3 separate regions of the Homo sapiens genome follow, and all the other regions are linked to region 1. A link is a loop called in an ENCODE intact Hi-C map of the cell type or tissue named here. Cell type or tissue: endothelial cell of umbilical vein. All regions are shown on one strand. Links, peaks and the distances in the headings refer to the core of each region. The heading gives the core; the rest is flanking DNA.

The links. A loop is a pair of places that touch in the nucleus more often than their neighbours do. Peaks named below come from ENCODE experiments on the same cell type or tissue, not always from the same donor. Only the 100,000 strongest peaks of a DNase experiment are listed, where the experiment ranks them.
Region 2: it touches region 1 in a loop (2.3-fold over the local background); 6 of 110 quality-filtered maps call a loop at or near these places.
Region 3: a loop joins it to region 1, with 2.8 times the contacts of the local background. A loop is called at or near these places in 5 of 110 quality-filtered maps.

What each region holds. Positions count from the first base shown.
Region 1 is chr3:172,913,749-172,924,579 of GRCh38, forward strand. It overlaps SPATA16 (spermatogenesis associated 16), which reads right to left. Exons shown (of 11, transcript NM_031955.6): 8 at 10,460-10,569; 9 at 2,569-2,733. Among named protein-coding and RNA genes, the nearest start is that of ECT2, 170 kb to the left of the region's middle. In endothelial cell of umbilical vein, for the core only: no CTCF peak of the experiment used is centred there; DNase peaks (open chromatin) are centred at 1,413, 4,593, 5,143 and 5,393; H3K27ac peaks cover 2,231 bases.
Region 2 is chr3:172,844,579-172,855,409 of GRCh38, forward strand. LOC107986052 (a long non-coding RNA gene) reads left to right here and starts at 4,511. Exons shown (of 3, transcript XR_001740575.1): 1 at 4,511-4,621; 2 at 6,220-6,367; 3 at 7,886-8,093. RefSeq lists enhancers at 9,288-9,796, 9,797-10,304 and a silencer at 9,421-9,715. In endothelial cell of umbilical vein, for the core only: no CTCF peak of the experiment used is centred there; a DNase peak (open chromatin) is centred at 4,543.
Region 3 is chr3:172,831,134-172,841,964 of GRCh38, forward strand. It overlaps the pseudogene MMACHCP1. Among named protein-coding and RNA genes, the nearest start is that of ECT2, 86 kb to the left of the region's middle. In endothelial cell of umbilical vein, for the core only: a CTCF peak has its summit at 5,448 (motif pointing right); a DNase peak (open chromatin) is centred at 5,488.

The DNA of each region.
Region 1 (10,831 bases), core at 1,259-9,258:
GGCACCAAGATAAAAATTATCAGTGTGGAATTCACACAGAAATAACTTCTCTAAATACACAGATTAAAACCTAATTAAAAAATCATTTGTACGCTGATGATTTTATTACTCATCTTTCCTACAATGAATATTGCCACCTCATCTTTGCTTGTCATTGCCGAATATTATTGCAGATATAAAATACTGAAACAATGAAAAGATTCTTCTCGAAAATTTGTAAAAAACATATAGGTTTTAATGTAGTAAGTGTTGATGTTTTGTGAAAAACAGATTGGGGTTGTAAAGAATGAAGGCAGTAGTTAATTCTCTCAGGAAATGGCATGTAGTACATGAAGGCATTTTAGCGTTTTCTCCTGAGGCTAATGTATCATAATTCTAGGCATCAAGCAAAAGCTCACCAGAGGACAATACTACAATTATGCTGTTTTATTGCCTCTTAAAGAATCTAGCTCATTTAACTTCTTTTACTGTTTTTTTCTTTGTTAAAATTTTAAAATAGCCAAGTTTTTTTTATTTTTAGGTCCCATTCGAAGGCAAGTTTTAAACATTCTAACCTTTGCCCCAAACAGGCACCTGCTGTACTCTAATGTGAAAGTATCCTGTACACATGGTGTGTATTTGACCACGAAAGTGAAATGAAGTTACATCAAGCCATGTGCTATTCAAAGGTTAAAAAAAGTTCTTAAAAAATACCAGTTCAGTTCACTATGACATCAAACAGTAATGGACCTTAGATAATCTTTCTTTGGTTTAGATATTGCAGCGTGAAAGCAGGAGGAGAGATAATTGAGTCACTCAAAATCTTCTATTAAGCAATCACTGTTTAGATAGCAGCATACAGGGTATTACTAGGATTAATTCTCTAGGTTAACCCACACTTGTAAGTTGCAAAGTAAAATCTATTATTGAAGGTCATCAAACCTTATAAGATATATAATGTTTAAATGCTTGGCATACAGATATACATCCACATATATTTAAATATTTTTCTGCTGGGTATATAAGTACAAAAATATCCAATGAAATTTCATTTTATAGGGTTTCAAATAGAGAAAAATTACACTTTAGAAAGGAATGTCAATAATGCTAGTTTGAGGCTCTTTGTATATATTTTGAAAAATAAGTATTTCCAGTAAAAAAAAAAATATAGATGTGTGATTAAGAAGACTTAAGTGCAGAGAATTCCCCTGTATTTTTCATTTAAATCTTGAATGTGCTTTTCAGGAAGACAGGATCAACATTTTGCCGGCTTCTTAAATTAACATTTTCTTTGCTTCCTCTTATCTCAGAGGAGCATTAATCATCTAAAATAGGCTACAATATGCACTTTGAAAGCTCCATACTTACTATACTTCTGAGTGCCTTATGAATGGCAGGATAAACATTTAACCTTTTAGAAGGTGTTCTTTTGCACACAACCATAAAGTTTAGAAAGTATTATTGCCAGTTTTGACTTGGTAATTCCTTGATTCATAGACTTATTTCATAGTTTTCATCTTTAGTATGCATAGTTTTATTATTTGGCTAGTCATACAACTTCCTGTGCTTACTCTGAATATCAGTATTTATTTAACATGCTTTTAGCAGGTTTAGATGAACATTATAAATGTTGGCAGCTCATTTCTTGAGTAAATCTTAAAAAGCTCAAAGGGGGAGGGTTTCTTTAGTCATCTGAAAATTACAGGTAATCAGTTTGGGCTGTTCTCATCATTACTATGTGAATTCAATTCAGGGCTATAATTAGTTTTAGCTGCTCTCAATTAAAGCTTCTAAGTAAAGGGCCTTTCCCTACAACACACTAGGAGCTTCATATAGAGTAAATTTTACCTTTCCTTGAACAGGCAGCACACTGTTTAGTAAACTGTTTTTCAAATGAGGTGCTATCATTTCTAATATTAATTATGGTTATAATATGCACATCTGTCTGAAGATTATTTCTGTGAGAATCCCTTCAACTAGTTTTTGCCTGGGTCTGTGTGTGGCTAAAGTGTCTGGTTTTCTGAATAAACTCATCAGTTCAGCTAAAAAAACCCCATCTATTTTGACTAGCTATGTTTTCCCTTCAAATAAACAGCTTTTGTTGATTTATCTAAGTGTACTAGTGTTGGCACTGCCAATATCTATTTTAACCCTAGAAGTGATTAAGAAAACTCTAAAGATGATTTTCTAGGGTCATTTTTCTATACAGCAATTACTCTTTTGTCCTCTCACTTTTTCATAAAAGAGAATCATATATCAATATATCTTGGAGTTTATTAAACAATCTCATTTTACCAAAAACCAGAAGCCTGACACATGATATAAATAACCAGCCTCTTTCTATGTTTTTACACATCACAACGTTTTTGCTGTAATAATGGAAGCTAGTTAATGTGAGCAAATAAAAACCAGACACACACCTTCCTACATTTTTCAGTTTTGCCATTAGAATGCTTCAAGAAGGTTTGGGAGTTTGCCCTCAGGCTACATTTATTACCACAGGATTTTTTTTTTTTTTTTTCCCCAGACCATATCACTTTTCTGTTGGCTCTGGGCCTATGAAACCCTTAAACAAAGAAAAATACTTACCAATTCTGCCTCCTGTTGACTGATGTCCTGTAGGTAGGGAATGGTTGCTAGCTCTGCCATTGCTTGATTAATCACCTGGGACTGCTCCTTTACTCTCTGCAGCTGGCTGAGGAGGCTGGCATATTGCAACTTCTCCATCACACCTGAGGATGCAGGAAAACTCCCCTAGTCTCAAAGTAAAAGAAATGTTTTAGAACAAAACCACGGAAATAGACCTCTCCCCAGGGCTGGAAGTCAGGGCTTGTGATAACGTATTTACATCTTTTGAAATAACGGAATCTAGTACAAATACATGTTTCCTTCTACCATTTTACAGAATTGTCTTATACCTCTTTTTCTAGTAGGTAAATATACATAAAAGGGAGTCCTTTGGAGAACTGTTGAGACGGATTTGCTGATTGTCTTGCATTAGGGAGCTAGGCTGAGGGGAAAAGAGGGGACTAAATTTGAATCTGCACTTCACTCACCCAGGAGTGATCCCACAGAGCTGTGTCTGCCTAGAAGGGGCGACTTTATCTATATCACCAAAGCATCATAAAAGGTAAGAGTTGCCTACTATCTTGTTTATCTGAAAGAAAATTTTTTAATGCAAGTTGAATCTTGACAAACGTTGTATAAGTTGAATTCTGTTTACCCCAATAGCTTACATGAAACCTCTAAGCTCTGCTTTTATTTCCAGTTCTTATTGGATAGCCTTGCACAGTCTCCTTTTCTTTTTGACTAGCTTCCCTCTGTCTACTGGGACCATTTCAACAACTAACATGTTCCATCTGGACACAGACTACTGTGTGCCTTTGTAAGGACTGCCAACTCCCATGGCATTTTGGGCTTTGTTAAGATGGGGCGCATTTAGAAAAAAGTGGCCCACCAAGGTGCCTGTTACTGCCATCCACAAAAGAGGAGACATTATCTTCTATAAAAATGTTTAATACAAATTGTAATGCTTGATAGGAGAGGCAACGTTAGTCATGAAATTCTTAAGTTTATCTTTAAGAAAAAGTACTTTTGATTTGGGGGTATATAAGGGTTAACATAAAAGCCTTGAGTTTCTGCTGCATTTAGAGGGTGATGAGAAATGGGAATTCAAAAGAGGACTTAGTTTGGCAATTGCATTTTACATCCTGGTGCTCAGAAGAGAAGTGACCAAGTGCCCCTTTAGAGCAGGGGCCCCCTGGACTGCCTACACCAGAATCACTATGCTCGCTTGTGGACTTGGCAGTTAGCAAACTGAATATTGGGCTTCACCCAATCACAATCTCTTGTTATGTGGCCCTAGAAATACAAATTTCAGCTAGGTGCCTCCCCAAATATTCAAATATCTCAAACAGAAGTTTGAGACAAACCACCACCTTAAAGCTTAGTATCTGAGTAAAGACTATTTTGGTTTGCGCATACTTATGAAACAGAATTTCTTCTAGAAATTAGAGAAGGCAGACATATAATTTCACTTTCTTAAGAGAATCTCCTCTAAGGAGAAAAACTGCTAGAAACTAATATTACTGAACTTCAACTTAAAATTAGAATGCACTTCTTTTTGAAAGGCCACACTCGTATTCTGACTGACAGCAACCTCTGGAAGCTGACATTTTCTCTAGAATCTTGGAAATAAAGAAAGGCTGGCACCATCGTGCTGTATCTGCTTTATTTGTCCCTAACACCTACATATGCTGTTCAGTGAATGTCTTCTTACTCACACTAATTTGTTCTTTCTGATTAATCATTTATCTGAAAATCTATAAATCTATAAGATTGATGATTGCAAATGGTAGATATGGGGTTCCTTCCTGAATTGATGAAAAACCTAGCCTACCCATCAGTTTAAACATGTAGCTAAACAATGGCATTCTGTCAAATAGAGGAAAGCAAGTTGGAGGAGAAACGGTTTTCATTCTGAAGAAAAATTGCTTTCTTTGTCCTTCTTTAAAATAAACAATGGGGCTAGTTGTAGGAAAGTGGTGTAGTGACTCAACCCTAAAGAGCAGAAACAACTGCAGGCTGCTCAGGAACATAATCTGTCAGTGTAATTTTCCAAAACGTCAGGAAAATAAACATAGTGGAAGGCAACAGTTTTAGCCTGATTGTTGGATGCATAACAAAACAGGAAGTGCTCTATTTGAATAAGATAACAGGGAAAGAATACAGTTGACTGCTAATAGTCACCCCTCCTCCCCCCGAAGCCAAATGCAGTTTTGGTTATCAGGAAACTGTAGATTAATATTTTACCTATCCAAGATAGGGGTTTTTGAAAGACAAAGTGAAAAAGAAATAAAATTGATATCTAGTGTGGCAGAAATGTTTTAATGCTGTTGCTTTAAGGAAATAAAGAAAATAATAAAAAATAGGAATTAGCTTAAATATCTAATGCTAACAAAGACTAAATCTAAAGGCAGGTAGCCCTCCCAGTGAGACTTCAGGAATGATCAAAGGGCTCCTTAGCTGCTGGAGAGAGTGTAATAAAGTGGCCACGACTGAAGCTAAAACCTCACACAGGTACAATGAGGGCTAGGTGATAGCAAGTTCAAGTGAAGGTTTCAGTCAGAGAACTGTCAAGATTTAATAGCAGTTACAAATAAATATTTGGCAAATAAGTGGCACTATATTATACTGCTGAAAAGCGGAGTCCAAGTCTTTGGAATGTATTTCCATTTGGCATAAGATACAGAAACATTCATTGCAAAAAAGGGGTAGGAAACACTTATTATTGTTCATTTCAAATGTGCATATGTAAACATTTTTTATGCTTCACTTGGAAGAAATTAAAAGTAAAATTAATGAAGTATTAAAAACATGGTTAGTTAGGTCATTTTTTGGCAAGTCATCCTGTGAAGGCGGCTTCATGCATGGCAAGAGATTTGATTATTTTAACTCTTTAACATTTAGCCCAGAAAGCACAGTACATAAGGTTTGAAACTGACAGCAGCCAATAAAGTTAATGAATGGAAAAGTATAGTGCCATCCAGTAGCATGTGAAATAATTAGGACAGAAATCCAGAAAATGAAAAATACCATAGCAGCAGGGCTGCTGGCTGAATGGGGTTGAGGTTCAGTAGGATTAGAAGTCACCAGCAAGGTTGTATCATATTGTAGATTATAACTCTTAAAATGCTAGAATCATCCTTGTTTGGCCATGTATTGTGTACCTAGTAGACTAATCTACAAAGATAAGGAAACCAGGGTCAGAAGTGTAAAGAGAATCATTGTCTGACACATAGAAACCTCTCTGAGACCAGGAAACGTATTTACCGACTGTATTCACCACCTCATAGCAAGAGTTGAAAATTCATGTTCTTTAGCAAGCTTTTTACAGTTAATTTTTGGAGTGTAATTTGTACATTATATGTTCATTTTAATTTTTTTTAATTCTTTATTTTTTTTTTTTGAGGCAGAGTCTTGCTCTGTTGCACAGGCTGGAGTGCAGTGGTGTGATCTCGGCCCACTGCAGACTCTGCCTCCCAGGTTCAAGCAATTCTCTTGCTTCAGCCTCCTGAATAGCTGGGACTACAGGCATGCGCCACCACATCTGACTATTTTTTTGTGTGTTTGTGTGTGTGTTTTTAATAGAGACAGAGTCTCACCATGTTGGTCAGGCTGGTCTCAAACTCCTGGCCTCAAGTGATCCACCCACCTCGGCCTCCCAAAGTGCTGGGATTACAGGCGTGAACCACTGCGCCCAGCCTATATGTTCATTTTTTAAAAATTGAATCCAGCTATGGAATCATTCCTATGTTGTGTGTTATGCATGTTTTGCCTCTGGCAAGGATCATAACTTTAAATCAAAGAGATGTAATATGATTTAGTAAAAGAATATTGGCACAATATTCTGAAGCTCTGATTTTGAGCCCTAGCTGTGTGAACTTGAATATATCACTACTCTGAGCCACAGTTTCCTCATTGGTAAAATGAAGGTGACACAATGTCACCAAATTGTGAGGGTCAAATTAGAGAATGTGAGGGAAAAATGCTTTTTAAATTGCAGAGCACTATGCATGTGCTTCTCCTAAACCATAGTTCCAAAGTAGAAATTTCTGCATGCAGTCAGCACCTAGTTAATGACCAGGACTGCTCTGTACTTTAAAAAAGATATGTTTGAGTAAAGAAAACTTCTTGACTATCAAATATTTCAAGGGTTTGGAAGCAAGAGTGTTTTGTTAGCTTTAGAAGAAAATTTTACTCACTTTATATTTAAAATGCTTTGGTTGAGAGTAAGTTGCTATACTATCTCTTTATATGTAATTTGTGGAGAACAAACATATGTATCTTTTAGTTTAATGGAGAAAAATTGAAAATTAGGGCAGCCAAAAAATATTCCCTATGATATTATAATTTAGTGTATTATTGCCAAGTTAACTTTTTTCTAATTAGATATTAGGTAGGTATTATAAACCTAATATTTACAAAGTGACTAAATATTCAATATGTTTAGGGAACAGATCATGAGAATTCTTGGCATTGTTTAAGTATTGTTTAGAAATCTACATATTTATCATTATTTATGTGACAGTATAAATGTGATAATAAAACATTGTGTAACTGATTCTGGTCATGGTATTATGTCAAGGACTAGTATCATCTTTTGGGTCTCCTGCTGTTATGAATGCTGAAGTTTTAATGCATTGCATTTTCATATTCCAAGCCCATTTTCATTAAATAACTTTGTCCAAATGAATTAAACATCTCTGAACATATATGGTATGAGGCAAAGTATATTTCCTAGCCATTAGTTCCACTTTTTTTGTTTTTGTCTTTTTTTTTTTTTTTCCATTTTGGGTAGAATGGAGTCTCACTACGTTGTCCAGGCAGGTCTTGAATTTCTGGGCTCAAGCTGTCCTTCCACTTCTGCCTCCCTAAGTGCTGGGATTACAGGCAATTTTTTCCTAGCCATTAGGCCTTGATGAAAATGTGACATTCTACTAGGGTAAAGAGTTGTCTGTTTGAAACAGACAACAGAAATGTAAACTAAAGCCTTAGCCACTAGTATTAAGGATGACTGAAAAATCTAAAATTCTTTAAGATAAATGTGTTGCACAAGACACTGGTCACTCACTGTCTTCTAATGGAAGTGTCTTTGATATTGGCTCTGTTCTACCAAGACATGTGAGGCTGCTTGTCACACGAGCATGGTCACAGCCTGCTGTCAACAAGACTGCAGTCCTGAGTCCAGTTCATGGCTGGAAATGGCATCTCAAATCCTGCCTGAGTGAAGGGATCTGAGCAAATCACTGATCAAAGGAAAGTAAGCTAAGGAAAAAAAAAATCAAAATTCACAGAACACGAGTGGAATCTTCATATTAGAAGAAAAATAGGTAATTTCAAACTACACAGCTTGGATAAAGAAAAAAAGAAGGTCTGTAAAACAGTCTCTTTGTCAAAGCAAACCAAAACCAATACAAATAATTAAAACTAAAATTCTTAATACTTTACAAAGTGCTTCAAGAACATGGATTATGTATTTATGGTTCACAACAACTCTGTGAAGTGGGCCTGGCAGTTATCAGCCTATTTTATAAATGAGAAAAAAATAGTTCAGAGGTTAAGTGACTTGCCCTAGGGTTACTTGGCCAGAGCATGGCCTTGGGCAAAAGTCTTTGTCTACACGTATCACAAATTAGGGTAACAAATAATGACAATTCAATGCCTAAATATTCAAGTGAATGTCATTTGGTATCTGACAAGAAAGAAAGAACACCTTGAAGGGTCTTAAAAACACTACAGAGGGCTCCTTGGGTTACAGTCAATGGTACCGTGTAGGAATAATTTCTAGTCACCAATTCATTATTTGCTTCATTAAGCTAGTTTACCTTTGCAGCCAATTTTATCAGTCCTCCCTTATGAAGCTGTGGCTGAGCAAATAATAAGAAACCTAGTACCTGATATTTAGATATATTTGTGATCCCTGGGCACTTTCAGGCTTACCTACTTCAATTTCATTAAAACTCTTTGAAACAATCTTCCAAAAACTGTTATTTCCCTTAAAAGCAAACATAGGAAAGTTGATGAAATTCCTTGCAGACAGCAAAGTGGTACTGAGACTCAATATGAGAAGACTGAGTTATTAATTAGATGTTAAGAATCTCATTAATTATGGTTTTAAAGTCTCCTTTATAGTCACATAAAAGATTCATGTCTAAACAAATTTCCAAATGGCCAGAATACTCTTTAAAAGGTGATAAGAAAATGAGTTAAGAACACTGAAAAAGTGCATAATGCCCAGTAAGGCCCAACCTATGTTCACATTGTGAAATCGGAGCTGGCAACAGATGATGTGGTCAGTTTCCTGACAAGTGACAAGGTAAGGCAGGCATTGCTTCAAAGAGCCAGGCCTGGCCAGGCATGGTAGCTTATGCCTGTAATCTCAGCACTTTGTGAGGCCAAGGCAGGTGGATCACTTGAGGCCAGGAGTTCAAGACCAGCCGGGCCAACATGGCAAAACCCTGTCTCTACTAAAAATACAAAAAAATTAGCTAGGCATGGTGGCACATGCTGTAATCCCGGCTACTCTGGAGGCTGAGGCAGGAGAATCATTTGAACCCTGGAGGTGGAGGTTGCAATGAGCCAAGACCGCACCACTGCACTCCAACCCGGGTGACAGGGTGAGACTCTGCCTCAAAAAACAAAAAACAAAAAACAAACAAAAAACCCCAAAACCCAAAAAACTAAAAACTAAAAAACAAAGAGCTAGGCCACAGGCAGATCACATCCACAGCACCCGATACACTGGCTCTGCTAGGCTAGCCATGCACGGATGAGATGAAATAATGCTACACGGTGATGGTTCTGGTTAGCAAAGCTTTCCCTGCTTGCATGGGCCTGATGATGAGGGTAATGATGTGTGTGGGTCTTTAGGTTGGTGTTTTGTTATGGCAGCCTGAGCTGACTAAGGTAGAGATGGATTTCTTATTAATAGAAATATAGAGGAGATAATTGAAACATGGTTGTGGGGAAGGGGTAGCTTTGTGGTAGGAACATCAGTGAAAATGTGTTTTTGTATTTGTAATACATGGAATCGCAAATCGTGCAAACAGATTAGGTGTTTTTTAGCTTTTCCAAAATGCTGAATAATGTTATTGAGCAGATAAACTGCTGAACAGATGTTAAGTAGCTGTTTGTGATGACCCTCTTAGCTCCCCTTTTAAGGTAAGAACATCAAATCAATGATGTAACACAAAAGAGGGAACAGGAAGGAAATTCTTTAAAATTTCCAACTTACAAGCCTTTTGAAAAATATTAAAAAAGGAGAAATCTGCAGCCTTTATAGCCTATTAATGAGAAGTTCTCTTTATATACTTTCAGTACAATGGCTTAAATTTTGTAAAATAGCAGTGTAATTCAGGTCTTATTTTGGGCTCTTTAAGACTGAAAAGTAGAAAAGGCATATTTTTCCTGGATCATAGAAAGAGATTAGATAATTTACCTTATGGCTATATAAAGATCAATTGCCAATGTTTAGAGAAGCATCCAATTCATCAGTGTGGTATGAAGGCACTATCTTGAAAAGGTCTGAATTCTTGTGTAGGTAATGAGATGGTTATATGCAATAGCTCAATAAGTGAAATAGAGAAAACATTGTGCTTGCTAAAATTTTCTTATTGATTTGAAATGAGAAATTCACTGCAATGTTGAATTAGATATTAGGAAGGCATAAAGAAAAGGTTCTTTAAAGAGACACTATCCTAATAAGTGCTTGAAATTGCAAAGTGTAGCATTATAGTATGTTTTAGAATAACAGAAATAAAATCATTAGCTAAAATTTGCTTGTTTTTGCAAATGAGATTTACTATGAACGTTTCCAAAATCCCCTAACACTTGCACTATTTGCCATGTAAGCCTTATATACTTCTAGAATTCTCTAATATTTGTACATTGGACAAATATAAAAGACTCATATACCTACATTCAATTGGGTGCTTCTAATAAAATCCAATATTGGCAAGATTCGCTTCCCCATTGTCTCCATTTGCCTCACTGTATCTTCTCTGGTCAGACCGAAAGGTGTTTTATGCTCTAAAAATTGTAACAATAAACTTTTATACTATTTTCTCCAGACTTCCATTTCAAAATATTTTCTTTAGCAAGCTATAAACGAATATCTCAATATTAATAGATACAAAATCTTTAGTATAGAAACTAGTCCCATCCCTAGACCATATGTATAACAAAGAAAGATCTATGGGGAGAAAGGCAGAGGAGATGCTGCCCTTTCGACACTATCATTTATTTATTTTGTTGTGTTTCTTGATTGAGAGATCTAAGAGACAGCCTATAA
Region 2 (10,831 bases), core at 1,116-9,115, 69 kb before region 1:
TTGATAATAGACTAAGCTCCCAGATGTCCTTCTAGTGTTGACAGTTATGGAGATAATATCGCAATGGACTTTTTGCCTTCCAGCATGATGCCATTATCATAGCCTCTGGACCTGAATCACTACAGCCTTCAAGGCATATTGTTTGCAGATGGTGATGCAGTATGTGGCACTTATATGCTGATATATGGTGTGATGATGCAGGCAACACTGTTTCAGCACAGAATTTATAGAAGAGTTTTGACATTCAGAAGGTCTTCACATTTATCAACTGGGTTTGGCATGTATCATAACAAACAATGAATGGACTATGGGAGAAACTAGTACTGCAATATGTTGCTGACTTCCAAGGTTTCAGGGAAGTGATTAACGCAAAGCAAAAATCCTAAATCTTGTGAAGAGGGCTAGATTTAGTGAAGTGGATGGTAAAAAGACCTTAACGTATGACCACAGAACTTGTTCAACTAGTTGCTCATTCTACAGCCCAGGAAGGGAAAGAAGAGGAGCAATAAATGCTCATTGCTGGGTCTTTAGGAAACGTGAAATTATGCAGATAAAATACTTGTTTTTGCAAAGTTTGTTTTGTTTTGTTTTGGTCCATAACTTTATCTGCCATTACAGATAATGGTTCATAGCCATGCACCTCTAGTGTCTCAAGATCCAAAAAGAGATGAGCGTACATAAGATCCTTGGACTTGAAAACAGGTGAACCACAGGCATTTGACGCTCCACTCACTCTCTGCCAGCTCATTCCCACTCGGCTTCACATCGACTGAGCAGTATTAACATCTACCTGCCTGCAACCTCCATCTCCCTCTCTCTAAACCTCTCTTTATTTGGTTAGTAATCATTTTGTAAAATTTCCATGTTTGCTTATTTTATTTAACTAAATGTTATTTGTATTTATGACATAACTTTAAAACACACAGTAGCTTTTATTTTATATTAAAAATTATGCCTGCTATAGTACATAAGGAAAACTAATTTCTATTAGATATTCTGTTGTATTGTTGCATATTACATAAAAACATACCCACTAAAAAGCCCATTAAGTATGAAATAATTATGTAGTTGATATTTTGTACAGTATATTTATGCAAAAATCCTTGGAAGTGTTACTATGCAGGTGCATAGGAAGGTTTAAACAGGTTCACGCCTGTAATCCCAGCACTTTGGGAGGCCAAGGTGAGCAGATCACGAGGTCAAGAGATGGAGGCCATCCTGGACAACATGTTGAAACCCTGTCTCTACTAAAAATAAAAATTTTTGTAAAAATACAAAAATTAGCTGGGCGTGGTGGCGCATGCCTGTAGTCCCAGCTACTCAGGAGGCTGAAGCAGGAGAATCGCTTGAACATGGGAGAATTGCTTGAACCAGGGAGGCGGAAGTTGCAGTGAACCAAGATTGAGCCACTGTACTCCAGCCTGGTGATAGAGCAAGACTCTGTCTTAAAAAAAAAAGAAAAAAGAAATTATCTGATCTCCTGTGTGGGCCAACAAAGTGCAAGCCGAACAAATCACACCTATGTTCCACATGTGGCTTGTTTTCAACTTCTGACCTTTCCAAGGGCAGTCAATGTGTGAATGTTCCAGTGACCTCTGACCTATGAGACAGCTGTCACAAAAGCTTGCCCAGTCAGTGATGATGGCAGTTGTCTTAGTCTGTTTTCACACTGCTATAAAGAACTGCCTGAGACTGGGCAATTTATGAAGAAAAGAGGTTTAATTGACTCACAGTTTCTGAGGCTTAACAGGAAGCGTGTCTGAGAGGCCTCAGAAACTTACTATAATGTGAGAAGGGAGAAGGGGAAGCAAGCACGTCTTACCATGGTGGAGCAGGAAAGAGAGAGCACGAGCAAAGGGGAAGTGCCACACACTTTCAAACAACCAGATCTCGTGAGAACTCACTATCACAAGAATAGCAAGACAGAAGTCTGCCTCCATGATTCAATCACCTCCCACCAGGCCCCTCCCCTGATATGTGGGGATTACAAAGAGATGAGATTTGGGTGGGAATGCAGAGCCAAACTGTATCAGCAATTAATACAAAATATCATATTCCCTTGGGAATTTATATAATATATACAAGGATTTAGTCAGTGATAAGGGGAGCAGAAGATAGAATACCCTCATGGAAAAGGTTGACAGGAGGAAAATAAAGCAGTAGATGCTACGAGTAAGAGAAAATTATGATTATTGTAAGCTAAATCATACAGCACAGGGGAGGATATAGTTGGTTAGTAGGTAGAGTAGGAGTAATTAGGTAGAGCTGAGTCATGATGCAGTCAGGATGAACAAATTCAGAGTGATGACAGGAGAACAGATACTCTGGTTTTTTAAGCTGCTGGGTTTTGAATAGCTCTCGAATTCTCTGAATTTTAGCCTTTGGGAGGTCTTCATGGATGGTTGCACTTGCACTTCCTTTGGGAATTGTATTTGGTTCCATGAAGCATGATCATGTAGATAAGACTCTCAACTTCTTTTTGTGCCATTTATAGTTCCAATAGGTACTGACTTACTGGAGACAAATTGAATAAGTCTCTCTTTTTATAACCCAAAACATTTAACAGTATTTATGTACCATAATATATTTAATCAATTCCTCATTGCTGAACATTAAGATCATTTCAAACTTCTAATATGCATACAATTTTTGTCATGAAATTCTTTGTACATTTATTATAGTGTACTTGATGTTCCTCAGAATAAATTCCTCTGGGTGAAATTCCTCAATCAAAGAATATATGGGCATTCTAAAACTTTCTATATGTATTGCCAAGTTGCCATCTAAAAAGATTTTATAGATTTACACTCTTTACTGGCAATCTACAAGAGTGCCAGCTCCTCACTCCTTATGAGTACTGGATATCATTTTTTATTTTTACTTACCAATATTTTGAGTGAAAAATGCTGACCTGCTTTATTCCTGATATGTTTTATTGCTCCTCTAATTGAACATAATTTCTTGGACATTAATTGTCCATTTGCATTTCTTTTGTGAATTATTCTGGTATGTTCTTTGCTTATTTTCCCAAGGGTATAACTTATTTGTTTATTAACAGTAGTGGTATTATTAATTTAGAGCTATGTGCCATTCATTATGCTAAAAACTCTATAAACTTCATTTCATTTAATCCTCACAAAAACCTTTGAGGTAATTATTATTATTCACAGATTAGAGAAATGCAAACTAGGTTTAGAGAATGCTATGGTCTGAATGTGTCCCCAAAATTCATATGTTGAAACTTAATCACCAATGTAATAGTCTTAAGAGGTGGGGACTTCAGGAAGTTATTAAATTATGAAGGTGGAGTGATGGGATTTGTGCTTTTATAAAAGGTGCAAAGGAGCTGCCTCTCTCTCTCTTATCCCTTCCATCCCTCCCACCATGTGAGGGCACAGCATCCTCTTGTGCAGCAACAGGGCACCATCAGGTGGATGCAGGAGGATCCGGTAATGGGGCACCATCTTGGAAGCAGAGAGCAGCCACATGCCATCGCCATGATTTTGAGCTTTACAGTCTCCAGAACTGTGAGAAATAGATTTCTGTTCTTTCTAAATTACCCAGTCTAAGATATTTTGTTATAGCAGCCCAAACAGACTAAGACAGAGATTTAACATGATCAAGCAGCAAGTAGCCTGATGTATACCCAGGTTTACTGAATTCAGATCATGAGGTTAATGTGCTTTCACAGTTGCCAAGCAGAGTCACTGCTTATGGTTGCGAAGATTATGCTCCTGTCTTATCTAGAAGCACAATATTTTTAAAACAACAAATACAGACACATGCCGATGTTGTGAATTACATAATTTAAAATGTTGGAATTAACTTGAATTAAGATGAGACATGTCATTTCTGGTGAATACTTCATATATTAGAGAAAACATATACTTAAAAATCAAAAGATCTGGATTCAAATCCCAGCTCTGCTATTTACTGGCTGGGATATCCTTGGTAAGTTTCTTCTGCATCTTTACTTGTAAGATAAGGATAATAATGCTTTCTTTTTTTTTTTTTTTTTTGGTTGTTATCAAGACTAAATAAAATTTCATATGCAAAGATGGTATCCCCAAAATGTTAATTAATTCCATTCCTTCATGTGTATAATAAGCATGTCAATACCTTCAAATGGTGACTAACCTACAGAAGCCTCATTATTTGGGATTGTAACCATGATATACCAGAAAAATAAATATCAGGAGCCACAAAAGAGCAATAGGTTCTTGTACCATATATTTTCATTTTTATTAAAATTCTCACTCAAGTTACAGTGGTACAACCTCTAATAATTTGCCTGACTAGCCAAATGTAATTATTTTTTCCTAAGAAGTAAAGCTCTTCTCAAATCTTTCATCCTTACCAAGCACCTAGGGCAAAATACATGGAGTGGGCCAGAGGACTCATTTTACAGATGAGGAAGTTATTTGTTCTCTCTAAGCCTCAATATTTCCTCCTGGGAATAAAAGAGCTAATAGAACGTATGTTTCCCCACTTTTCTTTCTCCAAGGGAAATAGTTGGATGATTAATGAGATAATGAATGTGAGGAGAACTCCCTGGAGGAAAGACATTTCACAAACATGAAGTGAAGACTCTGGCTGACTCACTGATTTCAGCAGCTCAGAGGTATGGATAAATCTATTGGTATGAATCCTAGCTACTTAATCTACCTACCTCATGCACACCTTAAAAGCTGGATTTTGCAGCATTTCTTAAGTGTCAAACTGATCCTACTTATAGCAAAATTCATCATCCAGTAATTAACACCAAGTGTTTATGAAATTAAATGATTCATCTCTCAATGTTTTGCAGGGTGGGAGGCAGAGAAGTACGCAGGACAAACTTGGAATTGAATCACTTGTATAATGTAGCCAGGAGCTGCTTTGCTTGGGTTTTCATAGTCTTTCAGAATAAAAAGTCCTATCCCAGAACCACTCCCTTTAAAATAAATTGATGTTTTCAGTGTCTGAAGCTTTTCTAGGAGAATGGAAATGAACTGGTAAAATTTTAAAAAGCCAAAGGCAAAAGAGAAAAACTAACAGCTGGAAGAATTAAATGAATACTATATCCAGCTGTTTTCTAAGGACCTAAAGTATGTCATGGATGTCAAGATGTTACTGTAGATGTGGCTGGAAGCTCAGTATTATGCCTCTGACTCTGTGGGTTGAAATGGAAAACAATTCCAGAAGAACAAATAAAGAAATGATTTTTTCCAGCCCAACTCTTATGTCAAATGAGAGCCATAGCACTTTTGTTAGATTAGAAAAGAAGTCAAGAGATGCATGGCAGTTGATACCCATTTAAGATTGTTGTGTATTCTTGATAAATTGGCTTATAAAATATTCCTCCTCGGCATGTACTCTAGGGCATGGCTTCCTTTCCTTTCCTTATTGTTGTAGATTTAAAAATTAGTTTATTAGGTGCCATCCAGCCTGGGCTTTTAAATAAATGGTGCTGGACAAATGGGTGGCCATTTGAAAGGAGATAAAAATTAGATCCGTATCTCACACCATACACAAGAATCACTCAAGAAGGGATAAGGATTTAAATGTGAATAAAGAAAGCATATGAGAATGCGAAGAAAATGTGGGTAAATTCCTTTTTTACCTTGTAGAAGGTACAGGGAAAGCCTCTCTAATCATTACTCAAAATCCAAGGTCAATAAAAGTAAAGATTGAGAAATCTGACTACATAAAAAATTTAAAAAAAAACTTTCAAGACTAAAAAGCACACATCCTAAACAACACCAAAACAGCTGACAAACCAGGAGAAAATATTCAAGACATACATACAGAGATTGAGAAATGGAGAGAAGAAGGACCTAGACCTGTTAGAGAAAAACCATGAACAGACACACAAATATATAGCCCTCAAATATATGAAAAACTTATTCAAATTCACTTATAATTAGAGATAAATACTCAGGTACAATTTCTCACTATCAGACTGGCAAAAATTAAATAGCATGTCCACACATTCAGCTAGTGAGGCTGTGAGGGCACAGATACTAGCTCACAAATTGCTGGTAAGAAGGTTTCACTCGTGAAACGCAAGTTGTTCATACCTAACAAAACTACATATGCACTTACTCTTTGACCCAGAAATCCCACTGCTAGGATCCACCGTGACTATATACTTCCCCAAATACAAAAATGTATATACCAAAGTTATTTATTGTATCATTGTTTGTAACTGAGAAATATTGGAAGCAACTTAAATTTCAGCACTTCGGAGGAGTGGTTGAAGAAATTCTAGCACACCTACACAATGGAGTACTATGCTCCTGTAAAACAGAATGAGGAAGATCTCCATGAGCTGATACGGAATGATTTCCAGGACATACTACTCCGTGAGACGGAAAAGCACAAAAGGGTATATATAACATGTTACCTTTCATGTGAGAAAGAACTAGATATAAAAGCATAAGAAAATACACATGCATCTGCACATGTGTGCGAAATAAATTCAGGAAAGATAAATGAGAAACTAGAGACTGGTTACCTACAGAAGTTGGTGGGAAAAATATGAGAAGAAGTGAATATGGGCACATTAGTAGAGAGGAAGAGGAAGAAACATGTTTCTGAGTATATTTTTAATAAAGTTTTGACTCTTAGACCCATAGTAATGTTTCACATACATGCTTTTCCCCTAATAAATAGTTACAATCAACCAGGAAGTGGGATAAACCCAAAATGGAATGTAATCAGTAACAAATGAACCTAATGTGTGACAAATTAATTCATAATCACACTGAAGTGAATGTGTGAAAATAATACGTTGACTGGATACTGTGAGACTAAAGAGAAAAATAACTATATACAAATACTGTTATCTGGAAATTTGCTTCTTATATGTATAGATTAGTAACTGTTTAACTACCTTATATGTACACTATTAAATAAGTGAATGTATTGTAGATAATGAGAGCCAGGTTTCTCACTGCTGGAGAAAGAAGTCACAGTTAAATGAAGGGGAAGCATGGAATGAATGTCATGATGTTGGATTGGTATCAGAGGTATCGATATGTACTCATGATTTTATATATATATATATATATATACACACACACACACATATATGTACATATATGTGCACACACAAATAGATGTAGAAATAAGTATAGATGTGTGTATGTGTGGGTTAGTATTCATATATATATTTCTTAGCTTTGTCCACTGAGAGGGCCTGAGAGTAATGATACCTGAGTAGCCATGAGCATACCTACTGGCAGAATCTTAGTTTATAAATACTATTCTCCAAGTAAAAAAAAAAGAAAGCAGAGCTCCTTGAAAAAGTGGTTGATTCTAGAGTTGGGAAAGAGAATATAAAAGATGAGACTGGAACATCGTGTGGTACCAGAAAATAAGAAAGCGCTCAAAAAAAAAAAGAACGAGGTCATGTCCTAAGGACATAGGAGCTCCTGATGGCCAAACATGTAACAATTTGAGCAATCAAATATCTAATGATAATATAGGATTATAACCAATAAAATAAATAAATATCCTGAATTCCACACTTATAAATAATCCAAATAAATAAATGTATAGGGAGAAGGGACAGCTCTTCCGTATAGAAAAATTCCAATTAACAAATGTAGAAGACATGAAGGACATACAAAGTTATTACTAGGTAAACACAGCAGTAAGATCCACTAAATAAGAGGGATGCTAAAATCATTGAGCAAAAGTTTGAAAATATTACCACAATCTCAAACTATCTTCATTAATTTCAAGGAGAATAATGAGAAGTTTAGAGAGAAAAAAACCTTGTAGATACTACATTAGCCAATGATCAAAGCTAACACCACTAGTGTCAAGGCATGATTCATTTACCCTCTGATATATACTGAGAAAGAGAAAACATTACTTATGTAGTATTCTTTCCCAAAAGGAATAATGTTGAAAACATGAGACAAATTCATATTGAGGAACATTCTAAAACATAACTGACCAGTACTCTGTCAAGAACATTAAAGACAAGAAAAACATGAGGGGCTGCCACAGATTACGTGGAGAAGAATGAGGAAGCAGTGTGGGATCCTTGATTCGATCCTGGAGCAGGAATTGATGGAATTGGAATAAGGTCTGTATTTGTTAGAAGCAAGGAACTAGGTCCAGCTCACACTCAACGGCGGGAGGGGGGGTGGTGGGGGTTGCACAAGGGATTTACTGGGGACTCTCTCAGAGGCTGCCTATGGCAAGCAGCAAACAGCAAAGGGAGAGCAAGAGGAAGAGCAGGGTTGGAAGTCAGGGAGGGGTAATCACTTCCATTTTGGACATATTGTGTATAAAATGTTGATGAATCTTTAGGTGGAGATGTCTGTCTGGAAGTTGGATGTTGAACCTGAGGCTCAAGTACCAGATCTGAACAAGAGGTGAAGATTTAGGTATCTTTAGCCTGCCAGTGGCAATTAATGCCGTAGAGATAGTAGTGAACATCACTCAAAGAAAATGTGCAGGCTGAAGTGAGGAGTACCAATATTTAAGATACATGCAGATAAAGAAAAGTCCAAAAAAGAGATACAAATGGGATGACCAGAGAGGCAGAGGGATAATGAAGAGTGAAAACCTCAGAAACCAAGAATGAGAGGGTTTCCAGGAGAGGGGAGAAGTGTCAACAACCACAGGGATGTTTGTTAAGATGAGTATTGGGAAATAGGCAATGAATTGCACTTTTATTTTCTTAGTCTCATTCTTCCATCTCACAGAATGAATTTGAAATTAAGAGATCTTTGGGGACCTTGGCAGAACTGGGTTCGGTGGACTGGTGATAATGGAATGCAGGTGCTTTGGTTGAAGACTGAACATGAACTGAAAAAGGGGAGACACAGAATGAGTTTAGTCTACCATCTTGAGAAGGCTAGAAGGAAGTTATACACCGCCTCTCATCTGAGTGTAGTGTTACACTCGTGGCTATTTGAGAATGAGGAAAAATTCCCTTGCTAGCAACCACTATCCAATAAAAAGGCTGAATTTTAAAACGTCTTCTGTTAGCTCTCTATATGTAAAAGATGATTCTAAATTTTTTGAGAATTTTTTGAGCATGTACTTGTTCCTATGCTCTTTAAAAATGGTAAAATATTTCCACAGTTGCTGACCATCTAAGATGCATTTTCTATCACCAGTCTCATAAATATTCAGCTATTGTACCTTTCCCCAAACAGCCAGCGATTTATTCATTACATTGAATTGCAATCTCACCCTTCCTTTCCGCTCCTTTGTAAAGAGATAGGCAATATTTCGGCAGTTTTTGTAACGCTTCTGTCTTGAGGGAATGTAAATATAAGCATAATTGATTTTCTGAACTTGATTTTTTTTCTATGTTCCAGTGCTTTATGCATTATAGGTAGGATGACTGACAAATCAGCCCTGATTGGTAATTAGGATGCAGAATATATTAAAAGCATAGCACATATATCCAGTTTGCTCTCAGTGCAAACCCTGGAAATGTGAAGCTTCTCAACGCTCTAGTGCTTGTTGTCTAATTACCTGCTCTTTTGCTTTGACTCAGCCATTCAGGAACTACAGTAGCTTAGTCTGGCAGTTTAGGGGTGATTGCTAGCTAAATGCTGGAATTCACTTTGCCCAACTTTGACTCATCTTTCCTTCCTCTTCCCCCTCTGAAATGACATTCTTCCTCAAAAAGCATTTCTTCCCTTCACGTGTTGGCTGGATAATGAAGGCTTGTGTTCTCCCCCTTGTTTGAAGGCTAAATTCTCAAGGTAATTTTACTTCAAGGATTGGTGAAATAGGAATTCTGTCCCTTCCTTTTTCTAACTCCTGAAATAAATAGTTCTTTTTGTGTCAGTGTCAGTAATGGCAAGGCAAGATCCCTGGGGCTCCCATTCTTCCCTGCATCACCTCAGCAATCAGCCCATGGCCCTGAAAGGAGAGGCCATCTTTGCCTTTGTGTTGGAAATGAGAGTTCACTATTCACACCAGGAAATCTGTGGACACCTGGAAACTGAAAAGGAAAAATTGATTTTCTTTCACCTTCCCACGAATCTGAATGTCACTTCAGAAGCTCCCAAGATTTAATTGATCTGAGACAACTTCACAGCAACTCCACCCCCTGTTGAATGATTAAGAATATTAATAAGGTTGAGGGCGCTGGCAACACTGAGAGGTAGGTATCTGCTTCTCCTCGCAGGGCCTCGTTATGAAGCATTTGGATAGAACTTCATTCTTACAAGTGCTTTAACCGAATTTCTCTTTGTGTGTTTGAAGGTGGCTTGGAAGCATCATTGAAGACTGAACTATATAAAACTGCCAATATTTGTGTCTTTTTTGAACTGTAATGAAGGCAGTTTTATAAGATTCAGATTAATATTAGCTACTGCCAGAGAAATGGAAGTTTGAAGCTTGTATTGATGAAATGAATTCTGATTCCCCATCAAGAGTCTTTGTCCTTATAACTAATGAATTAGTAAAATAATTTATTTTTTCATTAACAGAACATTTGTTGTATATCTATTCTTCAGTGCTTAATTACCCAGTAGGCAGATCAGGCATGCATGTGGGGACCCATAAAATAAGGCATTGTGTTTTCTGTAATTTAGTTCAATATCATTCAGCATAGAAAGTATGACACATATGTGTGTGTTTAGTTAGTTTAACTTACCTCCAGGGGCACCTTGCTAATATTTGAAGAACCCTAATCAGAAATACACACTCTAGGGGAGATTAGTTAGCATTTGAAAGACTCTAATCAGGTAGCTACTCTAAATGTTTAACTCTCAGCAATCACAATTAGCACTAGAGGGTTTATTAACCAGCCTGAGGGATGCTAGTAATAATTTTAAATTAGTGAAATAAGTACTATTCAAGATAAGTATAT
Region 3 (10,831 bases), core at 1,431-9,430, 82 kb before region 1:
CCTTGGGCAGGCAGACTGGAAAAGTAGGCCTTCTGCTCTTCTGAGTAGCACTCCTGGGGTGTCACAGCATCCTGATAAGTCCAGTGACGCCATTCATAAGATAAGTTTAATAAGTTTCTAGTCAATAAGTAAAAATCAATTCTATTTCTATACCCCAGAAAAAAATCAGAAGCTGTAAAAAAAAAAAAAAGGCAACCATTACAATAGACAATAGCAATGAAAAATATGAAATGCTAGAAATAATTCTAACGGAAAATCTGCAAGACTTTTATGGAGAAAATTGAAACCTTCTTAGAACACATTAAATAAGATCTAAGTAAATGGAGAATTCTTAGATAGGAATCTCCCAAATTGATTATATATCTTGAATAAAAATTTTAATTTATGAAACTAGCTGATTTTAAAATTCACTGCATAGAGCAAAAAGCCAAGGGCAGTTAACATATTCATGAAGAACAGGTGAAATAATTTGCTTTCCCAAATATTAAGGCTTATAAACAGTATCTTATTTGGTGCAAGGATAAATAAATTGACATATTGATAAGTAAATTGATTTATTGAACAGAAGTCAGTTTGTTATTATATAGAGAAGTTGTACATGACCAAATTTATATCCATTCTTACCTAGGGAAACACATGTGCACAAGCAAACATGTGCACAAGAATGTCCGCAGCTGCACTGCTTATAATATTCCCAAATTGAAACAACCCAAATGTCTATCAATAGGACAATTGATTGACATATAGCCATGAAAATAAATGCTTGCTAACTATATGCAATAACATAATTTTCAGAACATACTGAGTGAAAAAGCAAATCGGAAAAATATCCATAGCATTGTTCTACCTACATAAAATTTAAAACAAGGAAAATTGAGTTATTTAGGGATAGGTCGCGCTATCACTCTAAAGATGAATGTGCTATTCCGGATAATAGTAACATCTTGGGGGAATGCGTGTAGGCAGAGAAATGGCGGTCAGGGAGGAGCACAGAGCGGCTGTCTAAGGTACTGGAAATTTTTAAGTTCCTAAACAAGATGGGATGTACATGCGTACTATGTACACGCTGTACACGTGTACATGCCCTCAAATTAAAATGCACTCTTACCATTTATCAGTTTCTTGTAACATTCTGATCTTTCTTCTGGATATTTTATATTGTTTACTAATCTAGTTGTCTATTACCATTACAGTACTAAGTGGCTATTTATTTTGTTATTCTCACAACGTGCACTTTATATTTTAAGTTGTGTGTATTATATATTTCAAAGTAGAATTTTTAAAAAATACAATAAAAGTTTCTTTATTTTCTTCTTTTTTTGAGATGGAGTCTCACTCTGTCACCCAGGCTGGAGTGCAGTGGCGCCATTTTGGCTCACTGCAACCTCCGACTCCCGGGTTCAAACAATTCCTTGCCTCAGCCTCTGAGTAGCTGGGATTACAGACGCCCGCCACCAAGCCCAGCTAATTTTTTTTTGTGTATTTTTAGTAGAGACGGGGTTTCACCATCTTGGCCAGGCTGGTCTGGAACTCCTGATCTCGTGATCCACCCACCTCGGCCTCCCAAAGTGCTGGGATTACAGGCGTGAGCCACCGCGCCCGTGCCCGGCCTATTTCTCAAATTACAGAGGTGGGTGGTCCAGGGCTGCTAGGGTTGCTTTGCCATTCTTGACAGACAATTTCCCTTTCAGCATCTGAAATGGCTGCAGAACTCTTACTCCTGCCTCAGCACTCCACAGAAGGAATGCGACGAAGGGCAAGGAAATGCATGCCCAACTACTTTTTAAAAATCTCAAACTAGAATTTTTTAAAAGGAAAGATATCATCCAAATAAAATAGCAATAGAGGATAATCACCTAAACATGTAAAGACTTTTTATAACAATGAACAGATAGCACAGTACATAATAAAATATTAACACCATTGCATTAGATTAAGAAAACGTTAAATTAACCCTCCATTACCACAACTATTTGGTTTTTAAAATTTTAGCTAAGTCCAATAATACAAGAAATTATTAATTAATTAATATAATTTTAAATCAATTAATTATTAATTAAATTATTAATTAATATAATTTTTTAAAAAAGAATAAGCAACAGTGTTATTCTTTTGCAGATAATGTGGCTATATATTTCAGAGATTTCCTAAAAATCTCATAGAATTAATATTCGACTGGTTACACAATAGATATACAAAAATCAAAAGCTTTTCTTCAACATAGAAATATCCAGTTAGCATTTGAAGAAAAAACTTAAACATTTAAAAATGAAAAAAAAATTTTACAGTAGTTCTAAAGTATATGATTTGTCCCTTGGGATAAATTTAATAAAAAGGTACAGGTACTATGGAAACCGTCGTTAAAAGTCGAGAATCAATCTTTAATGATTGTAGAGACTGATTTATCCTAGATGGGAATACCTAATATTTAAAACAATTTCCCCCAAATTAATATATAAATTCACTGCATTTCCACTTAGAGTCTTACTTTTTGACTTCTCCTTTTTTTTTTTTTTTTTTTAAACAGGTTGAAATGATTCTAAAGTTTGTAGAGGAAAACAGCTGAGACCAGTCAAAATTCTTTTCTAAATTAATGAGGGAAGACTTGTCTTCTCAGGTATCAACACCTCAAAGCTACCATAATTAAATCCACGTAGTACGGTAATGGTAATGGAAAACTATATTAGTAAACAATATAAAAATATTCAGAAGAAAGATCAGAATGTTATGAGAAACTAATAAATGGTAAGAGTGCATTTTAATTTGATGGCTAAGGGTAATTTATTTATAAATATGCTGGCATAATGGGCTATCCGTCTGGAAAAAGCAAAATTATATCTACAGTTCATATCATTTTGAAAATAAATTCAGTTTTAAAATATAAAAGTGTAAAATATAGAATGAAATTTAGGAAAATATTTTGTAAACTTGATGTGTTAGAAAAACCCAGAAGCAAAAAAGTCAAGATAGTTGTGCTTAACTTCATAAAAATAACTTGTTTTTATATGATGAAAAATTCTATATACTCAAAAGATTTTAAAAGACCATAAAAAAATTTTCAAGTCATATGGCAAAGGGCATATATATTGAAAATACTTGGCTTGGTGCAGTGGCTCACACCTGTAATCCCAGGACTTTGTGGGTAGAGGTAGGGGTATCATGTGAGCTCACGAGTTCAAGACCAGCCTGGGCAACATGGAGATACCCTGTCTCTACAAAAATACAAAAATTAGTAGGGTGTGGTGGCGCACCTGTAGTCCCAGCTATTCAGGAGGCTGAGGTGGAAGAATTGCCTGAGCCAGGGATGTCGAGGCTGCAGTGAGCTGAGATTGCACCGCTGCACTCCAGCCTGGGCGATAGAAAGCCTCCCCAACCCCCAAAAAAACTCTTTTTTTTTTTTTTTTTTAATTTGAGACAGAGTCTCATTCCAGTTGCCCAGGGTGGTCTTGAACTCCCGGACTCAAGCAATCCGCCCTTCTCGGCCTCCCAGAGTGCTGGGATTACAGACATGAGCCACTGCACACAGCCAGTACCAAGGGATCTTATAAAATTATTTGTGAGGAAAAAAACCAACAAAATTCCAGCAAAATAATGTGTAATGAAGTCTTTTAAAATTTACTTTTAAATATTAAAAATGATAATAAAATTTACTTTTATTATCATTTAAAATTTTTTAGCAGAATAGCATAGGTTGCGTTGAAATAAGTCTGCCTGGGATTGAATTCCAGCTTCATCCATTTGTAACTAACTGGGTGGCTTTGGATAAATTGCTTCACCTCTTTTTATATCACTTTTGTCTATAAAATGGAGGTAATAATAGTGCCTCCCTCATAGGTCGACTGTGAAAATTCCACTTAGAATAGTGCCTGATACCCAACTAGTAGTTAACAAATTATTTATCATTATTATAATTTTTTTAAAAATGAACTGGAGATGATACTAATAGTCCCTTATATCATTGGATACTATGAGAAGTAAAAGAGATGATCTATGTAAAGCATTTAATATGGTACATTGCACACTGGCATGTAGTAATAATGTTAATTATTATTCTTATTGTAAATGTTAATTAGTGTTCTTATTGTTAAAAATTCAAAGTGGCAATACTTAGAACATTACGGTACTGGCACCAAAACAAACAAATTAATGGAATAGAATAGAAAGTTTAGAAAGAGACTTAATAATATACAAAAATTAAATTTATGACAAAGGTTTTACTTCAAATCATTTTGGAAAGAGAAAACTATAGTATTGATAAATGAGACTCAATTAGCCAACCCTTTGGGGAAAAACAACTTAGATCCATATGTCTCATCAAATACCAGGATAAATTCTAGCTAGATTAGAATTTTTAATGTAAACACTAAAAATACTAGAAAGAAACAAAGGCAAATATTTATATAGTTTTGGGGAGCCTTTCTAAGCATGGCATCAAGGGCCATAAGTGAAAAAAGATATCCCTGAATATACCAAATAGAGAACTTTCATGTATTTTTGAAAATACAAAAATATATTTCAGTTGATACTGATTAGCCCCGGGGCTTAAAATTGGATGGAAAAAAAATAAGATTTAGTTATTTTTGAACATACCTATTTTTTATAATGGAAGAACTAACAAAATAAAAAGTGCTTTAAAGTGCCCCAGACAAAATCAAAAGGCAAATGAAGAGCTGGAAAATATTGGTAACATCCCTAACAGTCAAAGTCAAATGCCATATTTAATACATAAAGCTGTTGTATCAAGATATAAATATGATGAATGGACAAGTCATTAGCAGGCAGTTCATCAAGAGCTACCAATAAATATATGAAGACATTCAACATTACGAGGAAACAAGCAAATACAAAAAAGTAAGATGCTATTTTAAAAATCACATAGGCAGATATCAAAAAGAATGATGCAGCGTTGTCAAGGGTATGCTTTTACAGAATGCTTGGGCTATAAACATTCTGGTGCATCATTTTATCAGAATCTTTCAACAAAATAAACATATCCTTTAATCCAGTCAGTCTCCTAGAAACTGATCCTGTGCAAATAGGCAAATGTGTATAGTTGTATTGCAGAGTTGTCAATACAAAAATGTTTTATGTCCTTTAACAGGGAATTGGTTATTTAAGTTGTGATACATTCGTGCCATGGAATCTACACAGCCGTTACAAATGACATTGTAAATATAGATTTATAGACCTGGAAAGATGTTCATTACCTATTGTTATACAAAGAAAACAGGTTATAAAGTGTTATATAGAATATGGTGACATTTTTGCTAAAAGTAATGCATATAAATAAGAGAAAGTCTAAAGGGAGATAGACCAAAATTGTAGCAGTTGTTATCTATGAATGGCACCAAGGGTGATTTTTAAAAATCTTTCTTCTTTCCTCTATTGTCTGAATTTTAAAATGATGAACAGGTTATTTAGCTGTCTATCTATCTATCCATCCATCCATCCATCGCCAGTAGGGGGAGCAGAGAATCTTATGTTGTTGTTTCTGCCTGTCTTTATTGGTCCCCCAATTACTCTGTAATCCTCTGCTATTTGGCTTCTGTATCTACTTCTCCATGAAAACGAATTTGCCAGAGTTACCAATGACTTCCTGTTTGTCAAATCTAATAAATACTTTTCGGTTCTCATCTGTTGGACCCTCTGGTTCTGTCTTGTAAACTATTTGCACCTTTTAAAAACACGGTTCTCCTTTTTTCTTGAAACAGAGTCTCACTCTCTTTGCCCAGGCTAAAGTGCAGTGGCGTGAACTCGGCTTACTGCAGCCTCAACTTCCTGGGTTCAAGCCATTCTCCCACCTCAGCCTCTGCAGTAGTGGGAATTACAGGTGCAGGCCACCACACCTGGATATATTTTGTATTTTTTTTGTAGAGACAGAGTCTTGCCATGTCGCCCAAGCTGGTCTTGAACTTCTGGGCTCAAGTGATCCACTTGCCTTGGCCTCCCAATGTGCTGGGGGATTACAGGCATGAGCCACCCCTCCCAGCCTCTTTTTTCCTTTGAGTCCTCTGTGTGATGGTTAATTTTAGGTGTCAACTTGACTGAATTAAGGAATATCTAGAGAACTGGCAAAGTAGTGTTTTTAGGTGTGTGAGAGGGTGTTTCCAGGGGCCATTGGCACTTGAGTCAGTGGACTGAGTATAGGAGATCCACCCTCAATGTGTGTAGGCTAAGAGCCCCGATAGAACAAAAAGAGGAAAAGATTTAGTCTCTTTCTCTCAGAGCTGGTACACACTCTTCTGCCCTTGGTCATCAGAGCTCCAGGCTTTGGACTGCAAGACCTACACCAGTACCCCCTTCTCCCTCATCACCACTTCCTGGGTTTCAGACCTTTGACCTTAGACTGCGAATTACAGCATCAGCTTCCGTGATTCTAAAGCTATAGGACTTGGACTGGACTGAACCACACTATAGAAATCCCAGGGTCTCCAGTTTGCAGACTGCCAATTCCCCTAAGTCTCTCTCTTTCTCTGTCTCTCTCTCTCTCTTTCCCTCTCTCTCCTCTCTCTCTAGGTATTCATCCATCCCTCCCTCCATTCATCCTATTGGTCACCTCTCTAGAGAACCCTGTCTAATCCACTGTGTCACCACTGTTTTCTCCTACATATTGAACCACAACTCAGTGTATTTCACAAAATCTTTTGCCCACCCCTTACCTGCAGATGTTCCCTAAATGTCCATCTTTCCTCTTCATTTCTTTGCATCTTACACATTTACACCATGTATATATATGTATGTAAAACTGCCACAGGGCATCGTCCCCTTGATTTAAAAGCACCTCACACTTGCGTGTTCAAAGACCCACATACCCTATAAAAGACTCGTATCTAGGATATAGAAAGAACTCCTACAAATCCAAGAGACAAACACCCTTCCTTCATTTCTTCAATACCACTCTCCTTTAAAAAAATATTATTATTATTATTTTTATGGATACAGGGTCTCACTATGTTGCCAAGGTTGGTGTTGAACTCCTGGGTTCAAGCAACGCCTCCTGCCTCGGCCTCCCAAAGTGCTAGGATTACAGGCGTGAGCTGCTGTGCCTGGCTATTTTGTTTCTGTATGGCTTTCTGTGAATGGTATCCCTATCCACTCCACCACCTGAGTCAGATACCTGAGAATTCTCCTAGGCATAGGCTTATCTTTCTTCCTTATTCCTCATAGCCAAGGTGTTGATCCCACGTCCTTGAGATCTTGTGAATGAATAATCCATTCCCTTGTCTCCATTTTCATTACCATGCCTTATTTCATGTACACATGACTTTCTCCTGGATTTATCTGGTAATCTTCATTCTTAAACTAGGTTCCATAAAGGCAGAATCTGGAACAAAGACTTGTGTTAGGTTTATTTAGAGGTTGTTTATCATGAGGAGTTGAAGTGAAGAAACAGAGAAGGAAGGAATGCCAACACGGTTTTGCTATATCGGGTTAGCCACTACCACAACCCACTGTTGCTGAGTCCTGTGGGAACTTTTCATCTGGGGTGTGAAAGGGAGAAGCATTGATCACTCAGCTTCCAGCCCAGTTGCTCAAGAACGGTCCAATAATAGTAAGTCCCTGGCAATTCCAGATTGTACTTGCATGAATGCCCAGAGGTATTGATACTCCAAAGCCTCAGAAATTCCTGGGACAGGAGTGAGAAGTGGTGGCACATCCTCCAGCAGTGGCTCCAGTAGGAAGAGGTGGGGCTGAGAGGGTTTAAAGTGGCCCATAAGACATGTCTGGTTCACCTTTCAACTGATCTTCCTGTACTCCTTCTGCTAGCCACTTTTTATAGCCAGAATAATCTTAAAACAAAATGACTATATTATTTTTCTGCTTGAAGTGTTTTGATGTCCCTTTTAGAGACCTTCAGAAAAATATTCTCTCCTTAGCACATCATAGAAGCCCTCCCTTTATTATCTGGCCCTCTTCTACCTCCCTAAAAGTATGACTTCTCCATATAAACCCTTCCCAGCTCTTTATCTGTGCTGTACCCTCTACCTAGAGTTACCTTCCTCTCCTTTTGTGCTTGCCTATTTTCTCCGTATTTGCAAGCCTTACTTGATGCTCTACTCTTCTTCCCAGGCTGAGTTAGTTCCCTCCTGTATGTTCCAAGAGCACCCTGTGTTTATCATCATCATAGAATTTATTACATTCCATTACATTTTTGTCTGATTTATCTGTTAGACTACATTGTCAACTCCTAATACAGAACCTGACAAATAGTAGGTGATCAATAACTGTTGACATTGTTTCACTATCTATTGCAAAGCTGTATACAGGGAAAGTGAACCAAGTTTATCACTAAAATGAAGAATAACCACCTTCAATGTATGCTTAAATATCATTGGGGTTTTAGTCCCTCCAGAAGGTGTTAATCTAACATCTTCCTGTAAGATGCGCCTTAGGAAGAATACAGATTATAATCATTGTATGGAGGAGTGTTGGTCAAAGAGATGAAAAAGGCGTCGGCTCTGAGAGACCAGAAGGGTCGAAGAGCTGTCGCATTCCTACAGGTGGTAATAACCCTTCACTGATCACCTGCCTTCAACAAGTGTGAAAACTGACAACCCATGTAGCCATCTCTTAGAGAGAGTGTCTTAGCCTTCCACACAAGTTGCCCCCACAAGCTGTAGCCGGGAAGCAGACACATGAGCCATATGAAATTGGGCCAAGGGCCAGTAGAATTTTAGTGCAGTTTGAAACTGTGACATACGGCACTAATATTATATTTCCCCAAGGTTGGAGTCTCGCTGCCAAGAGGTGTGGCATTGCTATCACCCTGGAAAGTGCAGCAAAGACTTGGGAAAATATCGTAGGCTGAGAGATTACTTTTCACTTCCAACTAAAGCTGGCAGACTGAATTCTCTTGTAAAAGAATAGATTCAGCTTGATTTGTTTGGCTTTGGGGATTTTGGCATTCATAGAATTGCCAAATGTATGATAACTTTATTTTAAAAAGAATAATTGTGTAATTATTTATTTAATTAGAAAAAATAATAAATGCTTGTAATTATTTCTGGTTTAAGTGTTTCTAACTTGAAATACAAAACACTACTTTTTCTTCAGCTGTCAGCTTTAGACGTCACTTATTAGCTGAAGTTCTGAGAAGCTGAAAAGTGTTTAGTCTATTTAAGCTATGTCTCCCCTCCCTTCCTCTCCTCCCACCTCCCAACATACAATAATTGTTTTTTTTTAGATTTAAAAGTGATTTTTAGATTTGAATATTAATGGTGTTAGATAATATTAAACATTTGAGTGCTTACTGTACGCCAGGCACAGTTCTAAACACTTCACATACAATAAATTCATTTTCTCCTCATATCAGAGAATTATTATCCTCATTTTGAGACATGGAAACTGAGGCACAGAGCAGTTATGAAACTGACTTGTTCAAGGTCATCAGTTAAGTGGTAGAACTGGGATGGTTGTATTATCTGTGCAGTCAAGAGTATGCTTTGCTGCTCCCCATAGAGGAGGCTGTTAGAGCCCCTAGCCTTGCCTGCACTTCACCTTTCCCCTTTCACCCTGTGTCTCCTGATAACAATTACATTCTGCTATGTAACGTTTTTAAGTTTCCCAGGTTTGGTTTGTAGGTTAATTCAAAAGCTGAAAATTAGTATACGATATTTACATTATTACGACTAAGTGAATATTGTTCATTATAGAGACAATTAATGCTTTAGGATTATAAATTCGATGTTTCAATTTTGGTACCAGTCAAAGCCAAATGATCCTTGCATCCAGTTCTAATTAATTTTTATTTCTTATTAATTCTCTCAATTGCTCAAAATCATGTCACATTTTAGTTTCCATGGTTTTTGGGCATGACTTTCTCGTACAGTTCTTTACCCTGCTATTTCTTATTACCTTCCTCCTTTCTCCTGTTTTGATAACCCTCCCCCTCCCCCTCCTGGAGTGTTGTGTAGTAGAATTTTAATTAACCCCTTCCTTTCAGCTCCCTTTGCCCCGATTTGTTCCTCTGACCCTGAACTTGGAGCCTGTCTGCAATCAATGTTAACCTCCTTCCCTCCCTCCCTCCTTCCTTTCCTTCCTTCCTTCCTTCCTTCCTTCCTTCCTTCCTTCCTTCCTTCGTTCTTTCCTTCCTTCCCTCCTTTCTGAATTCTGGGTCCTTGCCTTCTCGTTTGGTTTCATCTTTCAATAGGCTTCCATCTTCTTTCCATCTCTTAGAAATGTGTTTAAACCTCTTGCCTACTGATGTATCCCCCTTCTGTCCACTTCTACCGGATTATTTCTTCACACTTTCTTGGAATTATTAGATAATCATTTGTGCTTAAACTGCAGTTTGAATTAGAAACCCTATTTGGTCCACATCCTAAATAGTCAAAGTGATATGTGTATGTATATACGTATGTGTGTGTGTATATATATATAATGTATGTATGTGTGTATATATATATGTATATAATCTTAAATGTGTACAAATAGCATTGTCAGGTATAAACAGCATTTGCTTCTTTAAAATTAAATGGCTTACACATAGATGAATATTTACTTAGAAATACCTAAACATTAAAGAAAATGATTTCAGAACCTTATTCGCCACCTCCTACCCAACCCAGGCTAATAACACAGAGAAAACTTTGTTATCAGATCCACCATTATTAATTGGAGTCCTCTATCAACTTAATCACACTTTTAGCACAATAAAAATGGATGTTCATATTGATGTCTTTAAGGCAAAGCAAGACCCCAAAGCATCTTCAGAATCACTAGAACAAAGTTAAATTATGTTCAAGATTAATTTTAGTGCAAATTATTTTAAGCTAGGTCTATAGGCATTTGTGATAAATGTATTTATTGCCCTGCCACAGTACAGAAAGAA